Linked DNA regions of Mus musculus: all the other regions are linked to region 1. The links are chromatin loops, found by intact Hi-C in ENCODE. Cell type or tissue: left cerebral cortex. All regions are shown on one strand.

Region 1 (8,000 bases):
ACATCTGGATTGTTCCGTTGGAGCTTCTCCCCAGACTAATAGCTCCATATGTTAGAGGAGAATGGGCTTGTGATCCTGGGCTTGTGTGCTTTGTGGGTGGTAGTGGTGATAAGAAGTCCTCCTTAATTGCAATAAGCGATGTTGAAGAGCTTGTGAAGTTAGTCAACTGCTATTGTTTGGGAAGAGTCCCCGTCTGATTTTGTTTATAAACACTGGGCTTGATGCCCAGAGGGAAAAGAGGTCACTGTACTATCTGAGCTCTGACCTCCAGGAGGCCAGAGGGCTCTGACTCCCTCCCCCCCCTTTTTTTTCTTCTCTCCCTTAATTCTTCTCCCTCCCGTGGCACCCTGTGTAGCTCCTCCTTCCTTTCCCATTCTTAACTTTAACTGTGTCTGAGTTTACATAATGAGCTTTCCCACCCCAAAGGTCAGAGCCTCCAGAGAAAAGGTCTAAAGTAGATTGCCTCTGAAATAAAAGCCTAAAGTTTCTCCAGAAAGAGAAAAATCTATAAAGGTTTAGAGCAGAGACCTTGGAGCATGAGTGTTATTTTAAGATAAATAAGTAAATAAATATGTAAGTAAATAAATAATAGTATAAAGGAGATAAGAACCAGTCTAGAGGAAATCAGAAAGGGATTCAAGTGTCCACAAATACTACACACATACAGAGAGGCTTAACATGCTCTCTCCCCTTTGAATGCCACTGCGTTTACCTCTCATATCAAAGATGGTATGTTGCTTCTCCACGTTAACTCATATTGTAACACATACGGGCAGACGCTCGCGCTTGCGTGCACACACACACACAAACACACACACACACACACCTTTGTTACTGCTCCAGGAAACACACTTTGTTCATAATAAGGTTTGGACAGACACACACACCTTTTGAATTATCTCACTGTAAATCTGTGCTTGAGACACCTTCCCAAGCAAGCCCTGTACTTTTCCGTTCATTTTCAATCAATGTCCCATTTCCTCCTGACCTATGCAAATCCTCATATCCCTACACACACACACACACACACACACGGGAGAGAGAGAGAGAGAGAGAGAGAGAGAGAGAGAGAGAGAGAGAGAGAGAGAGAGAGCAGTCTTTGGTATCAAGTTTTAAGTGGATTGGAATGAGCTGCTGAGTTAAACAAAAATGTTAGTTAACAGACTGCCTTTGTTAAATGGCCCCTGGGTGGAGAAGATTCAACAAAAAAGAGGAAGGAGGGGGGCGGTTAAGGATCTGAAAGTGTCTGCTTTGCTCTAAAGAGATCCTAATGCTGAAATCTTGTAATACCTTGTTTCAAACAGAGCTTATCTATAGAGCCCAGAAACCCGGTCAAAAGACTGGGAACCTTACCCTTGGGCTGGAGTTGTTCTTGAACTGGAGGATGCCGGGGAGAGGGAGGTGGGGCATTATTAGCGACTTGGTGAGGGGAGGGCAGACTGGAAGAAAGGACAGCTGGCGACTCTTTATCCGGTTTGGAAAGCCCAGAGTGTCCTCAGCGTGGATTTGTGAAATAAACTGCTCCAAGGAAAAAAGTCTAGAAGTAGAAGTTACCTTTTGTTTCAATGTTAATTGTCCCTCATCTTCAACACTCAACACCTAAACACTTGATGTAGCCTTGGGGTTCGCCAACAGTTAAAGACTCTGGCAAGGTTCTAGTGGTAGGAGAGAATTGAGCTCCGCTAGGGTAACTAGCGAAAGTTCTCCGTGCATGAGGAAAAACTAAAAAATAAAATAAAATAAAAAGTTCTCCTTTCACTTTGAAAAATAAAGTAGGCAGCGCTCCTTTAGAGTGGCGGCAGGTTGGTGGAGTTTAAGTACCTTGAGACACTGCTTGTGAGTGGATTTGAAATCAGGGTCCAAGGTGCAGGGGCAGGGCTCTGCAGAGGGGACAAGCTGGGGGATTCTCAGTCGATCCGCCTAGAGTGAAATCTTCCTTGGCCCAGGCGGGAGGCTGTGTTCCTCCCCTGCTCCGAAGCAGCCTGCAGGCAGGGCTTGGGTTCGCCCTGGTCGACGCATCCCTGCTGGCGACCCACCCAGCGCAGACCAGCCAAGGATCCTGCCAACAGCTCTTCTAGCGCTGGCAGTGTGCTCTGAGGCCAAGCCCTGGAGGAGACTCTTGACTCTATGCTAGTGTTCTCTGCCCCTTCGCCTGAGCCCATTAACCCCCGACCTCACCCCCAGCCTCTCTTCTTAGGAAAGCGGTAAAAGAAGAACGGGGAGAGATGATTAAAAACAAAATACACACAAACACACAAGCTTTTGGAGGGCAACAGTCCAGGCACAGAAGGGATTGCAAAAGTGGGCAAAGGACCTCAATCTGTTCTGCTTTTGTTTCCTTAGAATTCAATAACTGCCCTCTCTACCCAACACACACACACAGACACACACACACACACACACAGAGAGAGAGAGAGAGAGAGAGAGAGAGAGAGAGAGAGAGAGAGAGAGAGGGAGGGAGAGGGAGAGGGAGAGGGAGAGGGAGAGAGAGAGAGAGAAGAGAGCGAGGGAGCTATAGTTTGCAAGAAAGAGAGGAGGGGTAATGGTGTTGGGATCACTAGCCACAAAAATGTTTAAATAATTTTGTTGACATTTGCTGGGTTTGATATTAATGACATTAATATTATTGATAACGTTTCAGGGAGGGTAAAGCAGCAAAAGAAATAAAGAATTTGTGGATGCAATGATCATTTTCCTTGTCCACCATGGCAGAAGTAGACCCTTTCTTCACCTGAACCTGAAACAGACTTATTACTCTCAGGTGTTTTCTTCATCACCTGCATTTGCCTGCCTGCAATAGCAGGAAATGGTTTTTCCATCAGCAAGCTTGTACACTGAGCTCTTTCCAGCAAAAGGCTTGATTTTTGCTGATTTCAACTTGAAAGTTTCCCCTGCTTTCATTTCCCCTTAGTCTCGTGAAAAGTCCACCCCTTTTCTCCAGGCAGACACCTCAGATAGTTTGTTATTATTATGGCTTTATCTAGGGTGTTTTTCTGTAAACATCCTCTCCCCCCCCCAGCCCCCCCCGCCCCCGCCCCCGCCCCCAGTGTGCAACATGTTTCTTAACCCTACTAAGGTGCAATGGGAGGGTTCCTGGTGAAGTTGCTGTGTGAAGGTAGGGCGACTATAAACAAAATAACTTTAAAATCTTAGAAACTCTTTCACTGTGAACAGATTTCTTCCCAAAGATGTTGGAAATAGGAGTCTCTTGAGACAGAATTTGCTTTTCTGTTGCCATTTAGTGGCTTTGGTTTCTAAAACACGGCTTCATGTAGCCACTCCAGATTTCTAAGATGGCATTGCCTTTTCCTCTTACCAAAGACCACATCTAGGTTTTATTCTCTGCTTTGAATTTTCATTGTAAAGTTAGCTAGTTGCTGAATGCAAGCAGCTTTTCAGATATGGGCCTAGGTCTGATCTTGCAGGGAGGAGTATAATTTTATCCACACAGATGTTTTGTTCTATTTGCATTTGTCCTAGGATGTAAGGCGTATACACTGATAGGACAAGGGTATTAGACCCAGGAAGACATATTTACTGTCTCTGAACTCTCAGTGATGTGCTACAAATCTTGCTGTTGCTATAAACCTTGTTTGGTACCTTTGGTTTTTAAGGACTAAAACAAGGTTTTGAAGCAGATCCTGGCAATCCAAAACTTCAAAGGCCTGTCAGCTCAGAAGTGGCTGGTGCCTCACCTGCTCAGGAAGCTGGGCAGCACTGGTGTTTCCTGTTTGCAGCTCATTTGATTGGTTACTCTTATTTTCATTATATGATTCCAGGTTTTAAAATATTACATAGATGGTGTCTACTTATGACCTCTTGTGTAGTAGTGTATCAAGATGCAATTCATATATATATATATACAGATATATTATATATATATATATATATATATATATATATATATATATATATATCCCACATTCAGTAGGGGGTATTTAAAAGTATGTCTATTCCGAGTGTTAGTTAATTATCTTTTAATGAAAGTGTCACTCATATTCACATCTGTAATATTGGAAAGAGATAATTAGATTTTCAAATGAGAATCAGGCACCTTAAATTTTGCACCAGAAAATACCAAATATATTTCACTCTAATGAGATCTGTATTGGGGTTTTAAAATTCATCATAATGTGCTTCCAGAAAGATAACTGAACAGTCTAGAAAGATGAAAGCTTTTCTTCCATAAGTCCTTTTAAACCATTACATTCAACTTATGCGATTCTGATAAAATATTCAAGAATATTACATAAAATCTAGGCTGTACCCTAGTATCACTCTTACAACCCGAACTTACTCTCATTTGGAAGTTTACTTTGACTAAACTAACCACTTCCACCTCCCTTGTAGGTTTTCTCTAGCGTAAATGCAAGTGCAAGATATAGTTTTAAATAGAATGCCTGAGGATCCAGAGAGAAATCTCTCCTTTGAAAGAGGTTGAACTGGGTGTTGTTTGCTCACACTGACTGGCACTCTTTATTTACATACATCTGCATATTTGCTCAGGCCTTAGTATTTAGCTGTTAAAGTACTTCTGAGTGCGTAGTAGAATAAACCAACCCAGAGAAAAGCTCTTAATTACCTTGACTTGTATTTCTCCTTAAAGCTCCCTGGTAAACATATCTTTGGTGTGAGAGTAATTATTTTGCCTGGGTTTTTTTTTTTTTTGTTTTTGTTTTTGTTTTTTTTTTTTTTAATCTAGAACTCTAAAAAGGCATTTCTTAGGAATGAGTTGTGCTTTTATATTCTTCTCTTTGCTGTCTCTGTGTGAGAGTGTGTTCGTGTGTGTCTAATGAAGTTTGAGAGTTGTGCGCAGGGGCGCATGGGGTGCGAGCCCCGGAGGTCCCCATCCTCCGTCTCCTTAGTCGCCTCGTCCAGGGCTCCAGCCGCAACGCTAGGAGCCCTGGAAGTCGCGAGGCTCCCAGGCTGCTTTGAGTCCTGGCTGCGCGTCATTTGCAGTCTGGGGAATGTTGATCACCTCACTAATTACACCTCTCCCCCCTCCCTCCCCCTCTCCCTCGCTCTCCTCTCTCATTCCCAGAGTGCATATCGGGAATAGACACACAAAGACATGCGCACTCAACTTAATCAGCCATTTTTTTTAAACAGGGCTAAAACGATAATAATTAGCAGAATAAAGACATATCGGATTTTCATTTCCTTTCCTCCTTTTCCCAACCCCTTCACAAGCAAACAGCGAGACCGCGGTCGGCACATGCTTTAACTCCTCCCGGAACCCCGAGGACCGCTCCGTGCTCCCCACTTTTTGCTCCAGCGTTTTTATTTTCACCCAATAAAGTTCGAGGATTATTTTTTTATTTTTTATTCTTTTTAATGAACCCTCTCGTTTTACTTGGATGTGATCAGCTGTACGTAAAATAAAAGCAAAACAAAAAAGAGGCGAAGATCGAGTAGGAACTGCAGGGAAATGGAAAGTAAGTTTTTTCTTTAACTTTTATTGAGTAGTTTGTGTTAAATTTAGGTCGAGTATCGATTATCTTTCCAGCCTGATCTTGCACAATCTTTGATATTTCGCTCACTCTCTCTCCCTCTCCCTCTCCGCCTCTCTACCCCTAGATCGCTTGCTACCGCTCGCCCTAGCACACGTACCCTCATCCCGACCACCTCTTCCGCTCTGCCCCCCTTTTCCATCTCTTTCCCCCGTTTTTTTTTTGGCTCAAAGATTTGCTCTGCTGAGGGAGGGAGAAGGCACAGGCGGAGGGGGGATTGGGGCTGGAGGTGGGGGGGAGGCATGCTTTTCAAGATTTAACTTTTGTATTAAGTGACTTTCGGCCGAGCAGTTTTCTGTCTTTTTCTCAGTCTTTTCGGGTTCTGCTTTCCTCGGGAGCCGGAGACACTCTGGTGATCCGGCGAAGCTGTCATTTCGGCAGCGGCTCGGACATTATCTGGGGTCCTCGCTCGCTCCGCGTCCCTGCACCCCATCGAGATGATGTTTCCTCTGCACACATTCTCCGAAAGTTTGGACAGTGGTCGGTGGGGCTCGCAGCCCCCCTCTCCTCTCCTCTCCCTTGATCCTCCCCTGTACTCTTCTCGGTTTCCTTTTCATCTTCCTTTTCCCTTCTCCACCCTTTCTCAAGTTCCCGAAGGGCACTCACTGCGCGGGGCTGTGGCAGGCCAGGGCTGGTGCGCGCGAGGCGCCGGGCCCGGGAGGATGGGCGAGCGCGGGGCTTGGCTGCAGGTAGACACCGGTCTGCGGAGCGCGGCCGGCAGCGGCAGGCCCTGGCGGCTCTTGGCTGCACGGGCGCTGCGGACCTGGTAGGTCCGTTAGGAGGCGGGATCTCCCGGCCTATGTCCGCAGACCTGGGAGTGGAGGCAGCTCGCCCCGGGGTTTGGGGATTGATCGCCACACTAAGAGGACACCCGCGGCTGGAGATCAAGAGCCTTTGCTTTCTTTTTTGGTAAAGGGCAAGGGTGTGTGTGTGTGTGTGTGTGTGTGTGTGTGTGTGTGTGTGTGTGTAAAGGAGATGTGGCTGACTGTGGGAATTGATGCATTTTACACACACACACACACACACACACACACACACACACACTCACTACAGGGTTCCATGTCTGCAAATGAACTTCACCTCCTCAGCTTCAGCTGGCACCAAGCATGCCTTCTGACCTGATATGATCAGTTAGGCTACCAGGGGCTGGAGTGAGCCTGGTCTCGCTTCTTTTCCTTTTCCTTTTCCTTTTCTTTTCTTTTCTTTTCTTTTCTTTTCTTTTCTTTTCTTTTCTTTTCTTTTCTTCTCTTCTCTTCTCTTCTCTTCTCTTCTCTTCTCCTCTCCTCTCCTCTCCTCTCCTCTCCCTCCCCTCCCCTTCCCTCTTCTCTCCTTTCCTTTCCCTTCCCTTCCCTTCCCTTCCCTTCCCTTCCCTTCCCTTCCCTTCCCTTCCCTTCCCTTCCCTTCTCTTCTCTTCTCTTCTCTTCTCTTCTCTTCTCTTCTCTTCTCTTCTCTTCTCTTCTCTTCTCTTCTCTTTTTTTCCTCTCTCTCTCTTTCCCCCTCCCTCCCTCCGTCCCTTTCCATTCCTTTTGCTCTTTTCTATCAGAAAAAATAAAATAAAATTTTTCTATAATTGTATAAAAGTTCCTCAGTGATGGCCAAGTTCCGGAATGTTCCCCCATCTTGCCCCCTCTCCCAGAAGACCATGCATTGGTTATTTCTTTTGTTACCTGTGATCCAAGCGAGGGGCTCCTTGAAGCGCTGGGTCTAGGGTTCGGCCCAGATATGAGGCTCCAGAGGAGCCTTCCGCTGTGTCTCCACAGTTCCGTGCGCCGTTCTGGAGAGGTTTTAGCTACCTTTCGGTGAGACACCCTCTTTGTAGGTACCAAAGGTTCAGATCACAAACATGGACACCCCCCCCCCAAACACACACACACACACACACACACACACACACACACACTCACAGTCAACACTCACAGAACACACATTCGCCCCACTCCCCCCACCTCTAGCCCCAACCTTGCCTTCACTTTCCCCCTCCCCCAAAAAGCACACACAGAACAACATCCCCCACCAGCACCAAACAAAAACCCAAAGACAAGTTCAGTGGACGAAGATGGTGTATTGACACTGACTCAGACAGAGGCAGGTTCACCAAGAAATCTAGCGTTGGTGATTTCTGACAGTTGCATTTCCTCTCCTTGAGCACCCCCCCCCCAACCCTTTATTAACTCTGTTCCATGTTTAATCAAGGATCATGTAGATGGCAAAAGGAGAGAGAGAGAGAGAGAGACACACACACACGGGACAGAGAGAGGAGAGAGGAAGAGAGAGAGGAGACTGGAAACAGGAGGGGTTTAATTTTTTCGTTTTTTTCCCCCTTTTTCCTTTCCTTCCCTTTCCCTTTCCATTTCCCTCCCTCCCTCCCTTTCTTTCTTTCTTTCTTTCTTTCTTTCTTTCTTTCTTTCTTTCTTTCTTTCTTTCTTTCTCTTTTTATAATTTTCTTCTCCTGGATTTTCAGTGGCGTGATCCCTATACACGTGGAGTGGT
Region 2 (8,000 bases), 360 kb after region 1:
TATTAGAACATAGATTTAACTGCAATTTTTATGGTAAAAGAGAATGGGAAAATATCCCCAAATGAACAAAAAGGTATCAAGTATGGACAAGAAATTACCAAGTAAAACCTAATTGTACCAGACACTACATATTTCCTTTATTTTGTGTCCTGGAATCTGTCTAAAACAGTAGCTGTTATTATGTTACTTTTAAAACAAATATAATTTAAGGTCAAGTAACAATTAATAAATTGCTGGTAATCAATCCAAAATTTGTAGACAATAAACTTAGCTTTTTTGCTGTTGTTGTTGTTGTTCCTCAGGATCATTCAAAAGACAGATTTCATAACTAAGCTCTCCAAACTACAGATGAAGAAAGTAATTAAAGGAATGTGGTAAATCACCCAAGCTCCCATCCACATTCCCTCCCCTATACATTCCGTCAGGGACTCAATCAAAGGGCCTGAATGTCAAATCTAAAAAGAGTCTTCTCTGGGTAAAAAATGTGGTTTGATCATTTATTATGAATACAGAATTGTATGTAAGGTAGATATTATGCCAACACATCTCCAAACACAAGGGTTAGACAAGATAGAGACAGAATTACTTTGGAGTTCCTGGTTGATACATTTTAATAAGGACGGAAAGACAATTGGGTGGTATTTTATCTTTACTCACTCAGGAAAGAAATCTGAGCTCTGATAAAAATACATAATAAATACAGGAAAAAAAAAAGCTACAAAAAAAAAAAAAAAACCACCAAGAAACAAAAAACCCATTATAGAAAGGGACTTTTGACTGTCTTGAAGGAAATGGGCTGGAAAGGCACACAGTCCACAATGGGAAGGCCAGGAGATGACTACTCCTCTCCCCTTCTCCACTACCATGTATAAAACTCAGTTGAAATCGCTGCCAGGCTCACAGTCAAGGAGAGATGGAGCAGCTGAGGCTTTCCCCAAGGCTTCTCTCACATTCTCACGGCACGCAGGAGGGCCACAGAATACTTAGAAGTTACCTTTACTTCACAGGAAGAAGACAGGGACTACGTAGCCTACATTCCTGTTGTCCAACCAGGTTCACCAAGAATGGGGGAAAGGTGCAAGCAATCTCAAATGAACGTTGGTTCTGACATAAAAACTGATACAGCTCAGACTTTCTTTGTACTATAGGAACCTGAAAATTACTTAATGCCCTGCAGATCATATAGTGCTAGATCCCTAATTTTCCTAGACAAGGCATGACCAGCAAGTCTTCACATACCTTCAAGGCTCAGATATTGAATGGATCAAACAGAAAATTAATGCAAAGGCTTTGAAGACCTTCAATTTAAACAAAACAAGGATATTCAGTAGGAAGGGAAATGGGAATTATGAGTGATCAAAAAGACAGAATTAAACTTTTCTTATTTTTAAAAAATAAGATAGCATTGCCATGTTTGTCCCTTTTAAAAATAAGGAATACATAACTTTAGGATGCCAGAATAACCGGATGAATGCATACTGAAAACAATGAACAATTGTGCTAAGAAGAATTTTCATGCTGAGGAGCAAGTCAGATCATCGGGTCCAAGATGTGAACTAGATCCTTACAGGAACACTGTTGTAAAAGAACATATAAATAGCTGTGCTTGTTAAACGACAGTTGACAGCCGGCTTGCTTTGTCTCTCCTCTGCATGGCTTCAGGAAATTTCTACAAAAGTTCTTTTATGGAACAATTTTAAAGCCACAGATTGAGTGCTACCTCTAATTACTAAAGAAGAGAATTAGTCCAAAAGGTAGAGCTGGGCAGAAGCAAACTATAATCAAGACTAGAACTTAATTCTTTTCATGTTAGTGGCCTAGTATGCTCAGTTTCTTTACTTTTTAAAGAAAAAAAAGGGGGAGGGTCTTTTTTCCTACTAATTCTGACTCATTTTTCAATTCTCCTCATTCTGGATACAAGTAATTGATAGTACAAAAAGGATCAAGACAGTAACAGAAAGAAGCTACTCCAAATCCATTCTGTTCAGGTTTAACTAAAGGCCACACATTCCTGGAGGGTGTTTTGACTACAAACTGGTAAGGGTCGGGATGGGGGTCCTTAGTCATACACCAATTATCTAAAATAATCAAGATGAAAAATGTGGCAAAGGGTCCCACAGAATATTTGAAACCGATAGTCTGGGAAAGTTTCAATCCGTGAAAAGTTCTTTTGCTAAGTGTTGCTGTGTGAAAAATGGCACGTGAATAAACTACTGAACCAACAAAGACTTTTAAGGACTCCCCACAAAGAAGAGAAATGATTATAACATTCCTTATAGCAAACCAATGGATTGCAATGTAAGTCAGAAACTAACTTGTAAGAAAACCTTCCATAACTCTTGCCACGAAGACCAAGAATGGGCTGTTGGAAACGTTGAAAGTCCAAAACACTGAAAAACTCATAAACTACAAGAGATTCTTATTTAAGAGTTAAAGCACTCAATCTAGTACTGTTCTAAAGGCGAGGAGGCGCTTTCCGGGCTGTCTGCAGCGTCGCCGCGGGGCGTGCAGAGGCAGAAGCGTTGTCTGCGTGACAGCGTTAAACTAGAGGAAAACTAGGCGTCTGGCTTGCTTTACCGCCTTTGCGGAACCGAGACAGACTGAGCCACCGCGGCCTGCAGCCAAGGCAAGCTTCGCGACGCCGTCCTCGCAGAGCGTGCGGCCCGCGCGCCCTACGGCGGGGCGGCTGCGAGCGGACACTGACCTGCGGGGTCTGCGGGACGCCCGGGCGCCGCACGGCCGTTTCTCAAACAATCTCCGGAAAGCTGGGCATTCCGTGGCCGCATCTGGGTCGCCCTCACTTCCGGAATCTGCGGGCTTCCGGAGCGACGGAAGACCCGGAAGTGGCTGAAGAGAGAGCGGGGAATTACACCCAGAAGCAACACCGGGTCTGAGGAAAGCCGGATAAGGCCTGGCCACGGAAAATGCCGAGGAGCCGAAGGGACGAAGAGACGAAGGGACGAAGGGACGAAGGGAAGAGACGCCCAAGAGGACACTCCACGCACTGGGATTGGTCCGCAAAGCTGCCTCTGATTGGCAGAAGCGTCACCGAGCGGTCAGCGCGGGGTCAGGGCCGGGCGTGAAGAGGCTTTGCTGTCCCGGCCCAGAGGGAGGTCTGGGCTCTGCGGGCAGGCTCTGGGCCCAAGGACGCCGCTGACGGCCGCTGGACAAGTGCCGCCGGCTGGCGACCCGGCGCCTGCGCACCTGAGGGCCGGGGACTGACCTTGGGTCCTCCCGGTTGTCGGTCTGACCTTGTCCCCAGATGTGTGGCAGCACACTAGGTCCCCATCGGGCAGCCACTGGGGCAGAGGCTGCAGGCCACCCGATGGGAGGCAGGCCAGTGACAAGGAGCTAGAATGGCCTTGGCTGGGTGGGTTGGTCGGGAGGTACTTAGGAAATCAGGTAGAGCCTACCGAAGTTGTAAAGTCTTTTTAATGCTACCAACCCCGCCTGCATCCCCAGGCTCGTGGAGGTAGTGATACAAAAATACAATTGTCTCCAATGCCCCAAAACTTTTCATTGTATTTTGTTTCAGAAATTACCCAGAGCATCAGAGTTCTGTGCATGACACATGGACAGCATAAAGGAGGCGGTAATAAGAACCTCAGAATCATGCACTCAGTACAATTCTGATTCTTTGTTTTTTGTTTTTTAAATAATGTGTGTTTTTAAAAAAACAAAACAAACAAAAAAACCTTAGTATCTGGAGTATATTAAAGGAGAACTTGGGAGCAAAATTGGGTGGAAGACAAAGAAAGCAAACAAATCCCTTTTTAACAAGTAACCTGACAGTGTAGAAAACACTGTAGGAGGAGCTCCAGTTTGCTACAGTAGGTATGGAATACAGATAGGGACTGCAGGGATGTGTCTAGAGATGCACCAGTATACCCACCCCATGGTGACCACTATCTTCTTGTGATTGGTTTGAAATACAGCCTACTCTAACTGTAAGGTATGGACACGATTCTAAGACAGCTTAAAGGGATACAAAATACTCATCAATTTGATGCATTGGCCATTATATTGAAAGTGTTCCAAAAAATTTAAAGTAATGGGGTTCCTATTATTATGTAGGGAGCTGTTGTTCAAAATAGTGAATTCTCTTTGAAGAGCAAGGCTTTGACTTAGTTGTGTAGGAAGGTAGCCCAAGGTAGGCTGTGATAGACTGTTTAGGTTTTGGTGTTTTTTGCTTTTGATACGGGCTTTTGCAATGTAGCTCTATGGTTGGCCTCAAAGCACTTCTGTCTCAGCTGCTATGTGCTGGGAAGACAACTGCATATTTTCTTGCCTAGTTCACTTGATTTTTATGAGGACAAAGGTGAAATTAAAAAAAAATAAAATAAAAATGGGACCAGGGAGAAGGCTCAGGAATGAAGGTACTTTCTGCCAAGCAGAAGGGACAAATTTCATCCTAGATACTCAAATGGAAAGATCACCTGCTCTTGAATCCTTCACTATGTCTCCCCCATATAAGCACATGCACACACACAATAGCAATTACATATAAACAAACACATCACACACATGTGCACACACAATAATGGCTAGAGAAGACATTTTCAGAAAGCATCTCTAGTTCAAAGAGTTTTAGTAGGTCTCATGAACACACATCACAGTATCTCCATAACAAAGATCCCAGCTGCACGAGAAATTTGAATTATATTAGATGATTCTTAAGAATGCCAGGAAGCATAGCATTTAAAATTACTGCTGAAAATATTTAAAATCAGGATATATTTATATAGTGTACTTCATTAATCTTTGTAGTGAGCTAGTAGTTTCAGAAAACTTGTTTTTATTATTTTAAAACTTGCCTTAAAAACATATCCACTCATTTATTGAACAAAAACCTGAGCTGGGCTTTATTCCTGGGCCAGGAATATTGCTAGACAGTGTTAATGAGAAAAAAAGCCAAAGAGAAGACAGAGATGGCCTATTTCTAGGAGCTAATAAGGACCTGTTTGGTCACTATGAAGATAATAAGCAAGGCATATCATATTTTGCATTTGTAAATTCAACACATTAATATTTTAACCAAGAATTATTCTTACAGATGTACAAAGGATCTTATGAAGACTTGACTGTGGTCTTTTAAGAAGTACTGAAAAAATTAATATATTTCATTTACTATGAGAATTTAAAGAAGAAAAAATTGATTAATCTTTTACCTTTAAAGTACAAAGAAAATAATGGCATCCTATATCCTCCTTTTGCCTTTTAGTGGTTTTTAGGCTCTAAAGAATTTACCAATAAAAATGTTAAGAACACATTGATTTATGCCTCTAACATATTTTTAAATTGCTGACTTTAAGAAGGTAAATTTATATTAGCATATTACATTATTCTTAAATCAATATAATTGGGTCTTTTAAGAAAAAGTTGATTGTACAATCTTTTAATGTTAGTGTTGCTGCTGTAAAGAATTTCTGTGAAGTTAACACCTCAAACCAACACTTATTTTTATATCTTAAGATGGGCCTCAGTGCACTAAAATCAAGGTGTCTGCAGGCCCTGGTTTTTCTCTGAAGCTCAGCGGAGGAGTGTGGGCCCTTTGCTCACTGGTTGTTTAGTAGTTTGCTATTTGCTGATGTCAGGTTGATGTTTCTCTCTCTCTCTCTCTCTCTCTCTCTCTCTCTCTCTCCTTCTCCTTTCTTCCTTTCCTTTTCCTTCCTTTACTCTCCTCCCCTCCTCTTCCTTCTGTTCCATTTTTTTCCCTAACTTTTGTTAGCAGAGGACTTATACAATGCCTAGATACCACCCACAGTCTGTATTTGGAGGCTATCTTCCTCTATCTTAGAAGCAGGGGGTGAGGCCCTCAGCTATTCTTTCCCCATTCCAGGCTTACATCTCCCTAGTCACTGGTTTTACAAAAACACATTTGATTGTTGTCTTAGGGTTTTACTGCTGTGAACAGATACCATTGACCAAGGCAAGTCTCACAAGGACATCATTTAATTGGGACTGGCTTACAGGTTCAGAGGTTCAGTCAATTATCATCAAGGCAGGAACATGTCGAATCCAGGCAGATAATGGTGCAGGAGGAGCTGAGAGTTCTACATCTTCATCTGAAGGCTGCTAACAGAATACTGACTTCCAGGCAGCTCGGATGATGATCTTATAGCCCACTCCTACAGTGACACACCTACTCCAACAAAGCCACACCTAGTCTAATAGGGCCACACCTTCTAATTGTGGCATTCCCTGAGTCATGCATATACAAACCATCACATTCCACTTTCAGGCCCCCATAGGCTTGTTCAAAGCTTCTCATAGGCTCTCTTCATAGTGCTAAGCCTCAATTCCATTGCCCGACTCCTTCAGTCCTGGCCCAACTAAAACTGAGGCTGCACCTTCACTAATGGTCTTCCAAAGCCTCAAACAGTGCCAAGCCTTAGCAATTCTTTATGACCCCTTCATGCCTTCAAAACCAGTATCCCTGGATGACTCTTACACATTACCAAATACAGCTGCAGAATAAGTTACAACCTTGGCTATATCTGGAACACAGATCCTTTGTGCTCCCAGAAAACTTCCCAGAAGATTTCATCTCAGTGATGCTGGTATCTTCTTAATCACTGCTAATTCTAAGCTCCAGCTAATCAGCATCAATTTTTCTCAGTAGTCCCCTTCTCCTCTTAAATATAAAGCCAGAGAAAAATGGCCGAAGCTGCCAAGTTCTGCTGTTTGCAGGAGCTGAAACATGGCCCCTTGTTTTATTATATTATCACTAGCTTCCTCTTTTTCAACTCCTTCGCTACCTAAGCTTGGCTGTCCTGGATCTTACTTTGTAGATTAACCTTGAAATCTGCATGCCCATTTCCTGGGATTAACAGTGAATCACCATGCCTGGATTTAAGCTTTTCTTCACCTAGAACTTTCTCTGTCTCAGGCTGACCTCGAATTCAAGAGATCTGCTTGACATGGAATTAAAGTGTGTATCACTGTGCCAAATCTAAACCTATCTGGGTATGATCTCGTCCCAAAGTCCCACTCCCTTAATTTGTTATCCCCTTGAACACAGGATTCAGCTCCATTTCACTTCCTGGTACCCCTCTAATACTTGAACCATATATTTTATATTTTTTATTTCTCAGGTTGCTAAACTTCTATAAAATGAGACTTAACCAGAGAACAAAGTCTCTGCTGGGCATTTCTGAGACTTCCTTTAGTTACTGCAATTAATCTGAGTCTCTTTATCTTAGCCTCAGGCAGATTCAGACAATGGCAAAAAGTAGCCACATTCTTCACCAAAATACTACCAAAATTGTCTGTAGGCCACACACTGAAGCTCTCTCCTAAAACTTCTTGAGCCAGGTCCACACAGTTCAAATCACTTACAGCAACTAAGTCTTCCATATTCCTACTAGGATAGCTCATTTAGTCCTTCTTAAACCATTCAATGGCTTTCCAAATCCAAAGTCCCCAAATCCACATTTTCCTAAACACAAACATGGACAGGCCTATCATAGCAATAGCCTACTCCTGGTACCAACTTCTGTCTTAATCAGGACTTTACTGCTGTGGACACCATTACCAAGGCAAGTCTCATAAGAACATCATTTAATTGTGACTGGCTTACACGTTCAGAGTTTCACTCAATTATCAAGGCTGGAGCATGGCAGCATCCAGGCAGGTATGCTGCACGAAGAGCTGAGAGTTCTACATCTTCATCTGAAGACTGCTAGCAGAGTACTGACTTCCAGGCAGTTAGGATGAGGATCTTATAGCCCATACCCACAGTGACAACTTTACTCCAATAAGGGGACACCTACTCCAACAGGGCCACAGCTTCTAATTGTGCCACTTCCTGAACCAAGCATATATAAATCATCACAATTGTGTTACATCTCCTCATGACACTTTAAATAAACTTTTGATACATTAATTAGATTTAATTTCAGGAGTGAGCTTATGAGGTTTTTTTCAGGCATTCAAAGATGACAAGGCGTACTGTTGTATAATCTCTTTACCTTGAATGTGAGTTTAACTTTGACTTTTTC
Region 3 (8,000 bases), 420 kb before region 1:
TGTGTGTGTGTGTGTGTGTGTGTAGATGAATGGATCGTGTGAAACATGTATCCATGCCTATAGTTAAAGCTATAAACTGTATGGATTAATTATAACTTATAATGATGATGTTTGTATTCCTACACACAAAGATTCAGTAAATGCACTCAGTTAAGCTGCCACTAAAGCTTCATGGTGCCTAGATATTGGTTTTGAATTGTTCAATGATAGTAGTAAAAATGGCCTTAAAAGAGGAACAGTGAGAAAATACCACCAGTCCTTCCTCCTCCTCTTAAATGTATTATACGGTTCATATTGTAGGTTGTTACACTAAAGCTAAAGTGGGAAAAGAACAGATGGTAAAACAGAATGCACCATAAGTTTGGATAGTGTCCACTGAGAGGAAAATGCTTTATAATTGGTAAATACTATAATGAAGAATGTTAATCCATGTTGCAAGGATTTAGAAATCAAGCTGCGTCTGTGTAATATGAACTTCACCAATAAAGCAGTTTTCCCATCTGAGTTATCAAAGGATCAAACTGTGATTCAAACACATTTCAATATAAAGCCATGTGTCAAAGAACACACATAATATGCATTCACTAATAAGTGGATATTAGCCCAGAAGCTTGGAATACCCAAGATGCAATTCTCAAAACACATGAAACACAGAAGAAGACCAAAGTATGGATACTTTGATCCTTCCTAGAATGGGGAACAAAATACCCATGGAAGGAGTTACAGAGACAAAGTGTGGATCAGAGACTGAAGGAATGACCAGCCAGAGACTGCCCCACCTGGGGATCCATCCCATATACAACCACCAAACCTAGAAACTATTGTGGATGCCAACAAGTGCTTGCTGATAGGAGCCTGATATAGCTGTCTCCTGAGAGGCTCTGCCAGTGACTGACAAACACAGAAGTGGATGCTCACAGCCATCCTTTGGATGGAGCACAGGATCCCCAGAGAAAGACCTAGAGAAAGTACCTAAGGAGCTGAAGGGGATTGCAGCACCATAGGAGGAACAATATGAACTAACCAGTACCCTCAGAGCTCCCAGGGACTAAAACACCAAGCAAAGAAAACACATGGTGGGATGCACAGATCTAGGTACATATGTAGTAGAGGACGGCCTAGTTGGTCATCAGTGGGAGGAGAGGCACTTGGTCCTGTGAAGCTTCTATGCCCCAGGATAGGGGAATGCAGGAGTAGGTGGGTTTGTGTGTGTGTGTGTGTGGGGGGGGGCGATAGGGGATTTTTGGAGGGGACACCAGGAAAGGTGATAACATTTGAAAGGTAAATAAAGAAAATATCTGAAAAAAAAAGCCATGTATTGTAAAACCTCTTACTTCTGAGGGGTCACAGCATGCGTAGCCAGCATATTCCTAAAAATAACAAAAGAACAAAACCCCACTTGTGACTTTTGACTTTAATTTGCTATGAGTAACTTCAGGTGTGTAGCCTATTTAGAAGCTCTATATAATTGAAGGACCTGTGGAAGCTCTTAAAGTTATTCATTGCTTCTGTGAATATGGGCAGAAGGCAGCTGCTGTGTACCTGTGGATGCCCACTTCATCCCTCTTTCTCTTCTATTTTAAGCATTTCTGGACGCTATCTATCTATACCTGGTTTGTTTTGTGGCCCAAAAAAAACACGCATAAAAGATGATTCTGAAACAGAACATTTCTAGCCCAGTGATTATTACTGAACATGTAAAATACCGTGTTTCCTTGACTCCATGCTAATATTTTGTGGAAAATGTGTTATCTTGTGTTCATCATGTTTCTTATTTAAGAAAACTGTGAACCTGCTTGCAGGAATGAGTCCAAGGCCGAATTTGCTTGTAATTAGTGTTCCAACAAATTGATGTGCATAAAGCAGTCTGTGCTCTCAGCACCTTCAAATTCCTTGCATCAGTCACCAGATCATGATTTACTAATAAGGTTTCAGGCTTGTAAAATAGCCCAATTCTAACCATGTATTAATTTTTAATTTGGCATTTTAAATGTAACTAACAAAAGACCCTAGAACTCTGACAGGACCCTACATTGTGAATTACTTTAAAGAGGTTTCAATATGGTGTACAGTGATTTCACTCAGAAAAGATAAGGAAAATAAATGTGTGTCTACATAGACATCACAGAACTAGAGTTCTCGTTCTTTCTTAAAGATATTTATGTTACATATTTTAGATGGTTCACTGAAGAATCCCAAGACTGAGTCTGAAACTTGGTTGTTTCTAAATTCACAATTAGATGATAGCTGATGCATCTTGGTTAATAAATTTTATATTAGACGATTTGCTCCTAAAATAATTCATTGGCACTTGCAAAATATTTTAAATGAGAGTTGGTATAGCCTATAAATCATTTGAATCACCTTGTTACTTGCTGCCTCAGTCTGTTATGAAGTAGTAACTCGGTGAAAGCTCTTGGAAGATACATGATTTTGCTTTACAACCTTATTTTCAAAGGTTTGAGATGATCATTAATGCCAAAGTCCAGAACTGTCCAGATCTGTCTCAAAGGAGAAAGCACAGCAGGCAAAATTCCCTTACCTAAACTATCATTAAACTCAGGGAGTTACCATACTTAATGTGAAGAATAAGCACAGAAAATAGTTTTTAAGGAGCCCTATGTATAAGGAAAGCCTACAGTCACTTATGAAAGATGTTCTTGAAATAACAGAATGTTGCCCACAATAACAATGTTTATTAGCACATAAATAAGGGGTATAAATGATGTTGCTTATCTATGGAACAAAACACAAAAGATAACTTATTAACAAAAAAATAAATTGTTTCACAAAATATGAGATGGTAGATGTGACAAAAAATAAATAAACATTTTATTTGCACAAAATGATGCCTTTATAATCTATTTAAAAAAATATACTTGCCACTAGGTGGCTATTTCTGATCAGATCATTTTACTATTTTAATTACATTTTTAATATCCTGGCTGCATAAACAAAGATAAATTACAAACCCTGCACAATCCGCTGCTAGCACAGGCACAATCAGTAATAATATCAGCTTTTGTTTGTGCCTCTTCTAATTAGAATCTGAAGCCGAGGCTTTGTCAATCAATAATTTTAATTTTAGAATCGCCTTTTGATCTTACTCTTCATGTTTGTTTGGGAAATGATCAGTAGACAAAGCTGATAATTTATGCAGAAACAATCTCTCCACAGTGCTCCAAGCAAATCTTACCACCCCCACCAGCCTGCAGACTGAGCCTGACAGGGGTCTAATTAGCATGCAGATATGTGTCGCCTCATTGGCAATTCAAATTGCTTTTTTATAATGTACCTCAAATTGTGCTACTCAAACATTGTATTTGATTTCCAAAGCCCCCTGGGCATCCTGTAATGTCTGCCTTCATCCTGGGTATGAGGCATTTATTGAACAATCTGCTGAAACTGGCTGTCTTTTTGAAAACACCCAAATACCCTATCCTGGAAGCCTTGATTCCTCACTTCAGAGAGCACTGCCTTCTCCTGTAGATTCCTTGCACTACATAGGTAGGTTTTGAGATGACAGGTTCTCTCATGAGGTGCCTCTCCCACGTGGTTAATCTATAGAGGACTTCAGTCTTATGCCACTCATTTTTTAAGTGGGGGAGGAGGGCTAGTGAGCACACATTAATATGTGGCACATAACCGCATCCCTGAATGCCAGTCTTCCTTCTTCATTAAATAAAAATGACTGGATTGCAAAGGTTGATTTTCTCATTGCCCACTTACATAGACATACACTCTCAGGGTTGCTTTCTCAGCACACGCATACAACCTCTTTTACACAAACCTATGTACCTATCCAAGACAGCATATCACATGCCTTTGTCACTACTGAGTTATGTGTGTGAAAGTTGCCTGCAATATTACAAATTCCAGCATACACTGAGGCTTTTTTTTCCCCATGCAGCAACAAGTGGCAGAATCAATGGTGTACAGTTATTCAGCAATGTAATTCATTTCACTGGGTTTGGCTTCTAGCCAGACTCGCCATCTGTCTCCAGCTCTCCCTCTCCTGGTCTCTCCCTCTCTTTCGCTTGAATTTGTCCTATTCTGTAATGTTACGTGCCTGTCATCCTTATCCTATGCCAGAGGTACACTGCCAGCCTCACCCCTTTTCCGGAGCGGAGTTCTCTGACTTCAGTGGCACTTGGGATATTCCACATCAATGGGAAGACAAGAGTAAAGGGGGGAAAAAGGAGTAATGCAATAACAATTATTATAATTATAATACTGTGGGATCCAGTTGCTCCTGTTTCTGCCTTTTATCCAAAGCCCGGAGACAGTTATGCATCACCCAGGAAGTTTCCCTGCTTCATTAGAATATCTTTGTTTTCTTTATCATACGCTGGCACCACACGCCAGTACACCACTCCATGGAATGCCTGCTGTTGGACACTTGCAGAGCTCTGCCACCAAAGAACCTCTTGCACTGGAAATTGGGTACTTCTCTAGGATCTTATGTGTGCTTGCTGTTTGAAGCTGCAGAAAAGTGAATAATCAATTAAGTATTGATTTCTTGTAAGATTTGGTAAATTTCAAAGGCAAGACAAAGAGGATGGCTTAAGGAAACACTGCAGGGACTTGGCGTAAATTAGACAACTAACGGAGATGCAGAATAAAATAACACCTCAAGTGAAGATTTCCTTGGAAGAATTAGCACTAGCTATTGGAAGACAACGGTGGATTTAATCAAAATAGAAGGCATGCAAGAATTTCACCCGTGAACGAGAAAAAGGAGCTAATTATAACCACCTTTTAAATGGAGCTAATTTGACTGAATGGATGCAAATGTGCTTTACTTATGGATGAAGAAACAAGCCTTTCTGCATGATCTTGGGATCATTTTATCTGCTAAGCATTGCAGCTCCTGTGCCCTTCTACACATTTTTATTTCCAGAGAAGGTATTTATATGTAAACAAGAGCTAACCATGCAAAAGATTCATCCATCGGGACAATAGACTACGGTATATGAGCTATAATTATCACTTGCAGACTCTCAGAATCTCCTCTAACTTGGGGCTTTTGCAATCTTTGCATGCAGCATGTTATGGTAATAAATGAAAGGTGATGCACTGTTGTGATTTTTTCGATGTATATTTTATTAATTTTAGACTTTTAAATATGTCAATTCTGGATTATATGGCAATAAATCAATAATGAAAGGAAGGGAGTTGGTGTGCAGGGTGGTATTAGGCATTAACTGTCTTCTTAGAGATCAAAATTCCACCAACCCATAAGCTCTTTAATTATAAAAGAATGATAAATTTTTGACAATTGAAGGATTGGTTTTATAATGGGAAAATGTGTTATAATCAGTAAGAGAAGAATATTATATTTCCTCTGTATTTGGAATGTTCTTGACTGGTTAACTTCTCTGTTGCTGAGGAGGAGTAAATAGCGTAGAACAGGCAATGAGAAGGGTATGCAGTGACAATGCATTGTGCCTGTACATCACCACCTTTCAAGCTCGATGCCTGTTAAACATTTGTTTCCATTTCTATTTTTCTTCTTTTCATCCTTTCTGTCTTGCAATTGACATTCTCTGAGCACCCATAGGAACCAAGTTACCTTAAGCTTCAATACAAAGACCTTGTAAGAATAATGAATCCTCATTTGCATAGACATTTGTATTCAGATTTGCCAGGCTATAAACTTGGCAGATCAAGCAGAATATTAAGTAGAGGGTTCCTGGTAAACTGTTGCTCTTAAAATTGCTAAGTGCTCTCTCGCCCTGCTTTCCCTCTCCTCTGTCACTGCAGGTGAAGTCTTCTTATGAAGTGGATTTGCTCCTTCATCTTTCAGTACATGATGTCAGTCTCAAGCAATAGCAGGTATTCTAGTTAAAAGGACAATATGAACTGTGATGTAAATATTATCTTTCCTGGCCAGAGATGAGAGAAAGTTTTTAAAATAGAGAAAGTGGTGGATAATTAATACATGTGTGTGTGTGTGTGTGTATATATTCAAATATTTATATATTCATATGTATAAATTAATATTTTAATCCTGTCTGGCATGTTCAAAAGTTGGAATATGTGTTTTAAATCTCCTAAGGGACATAGCAGAACAAAGGCAGCTCTTTATTCTGTAAATGATTAAATTGTGCCATTGAGACTCATCCTTGATGGGCTGCTCATGCCATTCTTGAAATGTTTGAAATGCCTTATTACAGTAAGTCAAGTCATGGATAGACGTATGTAATTCTTTATTTTGCTTGGTTCTGAAAGAAAATGAATAGGAATGATTATGGCTACTTTTAACAAACTAGAAATATGTCCTGTAAGGTCATGTCTATATGGCAGCAATAAATGAAGTGAAAAATGTTTATTTTCATTTCCCTGTTCAGTCCACTCTGTAGTTCAAAACAAGTGCGTGATTAGGAACACATATGCAGGACTTAATTTTTCATACATTATCAAGTATTTCGGAATCTTGTGAACAGAATATAAATTGATGACCTATTAACAAACTCTCACTTCTTGAAGGCCTTTTATTTCCCAGAAGATACTCATCACTGTGGGCAAACTAATGACACATGTTAAGGAATTCAGTCTTATGGAAATCATCTAAAGGTACTTTTTCAATGGTTTTTCTCTTAAGTTCTATTTTCAAAAACATGTGCAATATAAATGATGGTATGCAGACCGGGTTTATCATACAGGGTTTCCTTTGTGTTATGTGGTGGGGAATTTCAAATTTGCTAAAATTACCCTAAGCTACTGATTTAAATAACTATTACTTGAAGTACAGATAAGGCTCACTTTTATGTAGGAAAAATAAGAAAATATGTACTAAATGATACTAGATTTTTTTTGTGAGGTCAAAAACATGCATCATCAAATATTGTGACTGAAAAACAGAACAAACACCAAAAGCTTGTAAAAATATATCTAAGAATTATTGGTACCATGTGTATTAATTAATTCATTACAATGTATAATATTCTAAAGTAAGTTTTAGTTGTCCTTCATAGGCTAACCACTTTATCATCTAGAAAGAAATAATATAAATTGTGGCTTTGGTATAAATTATAGATTTGTATTCTAAAGTCTTACTATTTACTGAAAATAAGTAATTTGATATTTTTATGAAATCATTCCCACACTGGAAAATAACACTAACATCACTAATTTACAAAAAAAAAAAATGTCATATATACTGTTTTGTGAAAAAGTAGTTTATTGTCATCAAGTTGCCTGCATAGTAATTGTGGATCTAACTAGACAATGTTTAAATGGACTTCTCCAGGGGTCTTAATGAGAGCAAGCTGTAATGATTAAGAACCATCAATATCACAACATAGTGCAAGCAAAGGCTACAGCCTATCACATCAAACAAAACATCAGCCTGTGTTTTTATTAAAATATATGGGATCTTTCGTATAGATTAGAATTTTCATTTAATATGTTATAAATGGTATATTTACTAATATAGAAGAAATTATGGACACTACTAAAAGTAAGAATACTTCCAATTCCATTCAAGAATATACACATTCATTACAAATTCAAATACCATTAGAAAAGAACACATTTATATTTACACTTTTCTTCACCACTGCCCATCAATTTGAATCTGTCTTCTATAATAAATGCTAATGATGTAGTTAATTACATCTGTGTGTGTACTTACAATGCAGGTTTAGAAATTAGCCACTGATGATCTCTATCAAGAAGAAAGACTATGCTATCCTCTCATTTGCCTTCTGAACAGCAAGAATGAAAATTCCAAAATCATAGTGGGTTTTTCAATATCCACACAGAAAAGTAAGTGTCTCTTAGGTAAAGGTCTTAATATGTATGAATTATTTTCTCATCTTTCTACATAGGAATGCAAGTGGATATATACAATAAATCAGAGGTTTTCAACCTATGGGACCTGGCCCTTTAAAACTGAATATAACTGTCAGGTTTTCCCTACCATAACGAAACAGCCTATACTCAATAAATACTAAGGTTATTTTAGACAGACATGATACTCAAGGATGTGGAGGGGA

Evidence for each region. Peaks named below come from ENCODE experiments on the same cell type or tissue, not always from the same donor. Only the 100,000 strongest peaks of a DNase experiment are listed, where the experiment ranks them.
Region 2: a loop joins it to region 1, with 7 times the contacts of the local background. A loop is called at or near these places in 13 of 42 quality-filtered maps.
Region 3: it touches region 1 in a loop (15-fold over the local background); 6 of 42 quality-filtered maps call a loop at or near these places.

What each region holds. Positions count from the first base shown.
Region 1 is chr3:5,213,493-5,221,492 of GRCm38, forward strand. It overlaps Zfhx4 (zinc finger homeodomain 4), which reads left to right and starts at 5,062. Exons shown (of 11, transcript NM_030708.2): 1 at 5,062-5,435. 2700069I18Rik (RIKEN cDNA 2700069I18 gene) reads right to left here and starts at 7,331. Exons shown (of 3, transcript NR_045905.2): 1 at 7,178-7,331. In left cerebral cortex, no CTCF peak of the experiment used is centred here; DNase peaks (open chromatin) are centred at 3,545, 4,438, 4,983, 5,607 and 3 more places; H3K4me3 peaks cover 2,826 bases; H3K27ac peaks cover 1,883 bases.
Region 2 is chr3:5,573,334-5,581,333 of GRCm38, forward strand. Pex2 (peroxisomal biogenesis factor 2) reads right to left here and starts at 2,915. Exons shown (of 4, transcript NM_001267715.1): 1 at 2,705-2,915. In left cerebral cortex, a CTCF peak has its summit at 3,165; DNase peaks (open chromatin) are centred at 2,589 and 2,959; H3K4me3 peaks cover 1,969 bases; H3K27ac peaks cover 1,569 bases.
Region 3 is chr3:4,792,988-4,800,987 of GRCm38, forward strand. 1110015O18Rik (RIKEN cDNA 1110015O18 gene) reads left to right here and starts at 5,721. Exons shown (of 4, transcript NR_045272.1): 1 at 5,721-5,835; 2 at 6,490-6,576; 3 at 7,644-7,770. In left cerebral cortex, a CTCF peak has its summit at 2,908 (motif pointing right); DNase peaks (open chromatin) are centred at 351, 3,981, 4,320, 4,706 and 1 more place; H3K4me3 peaks cover 1,238 bases.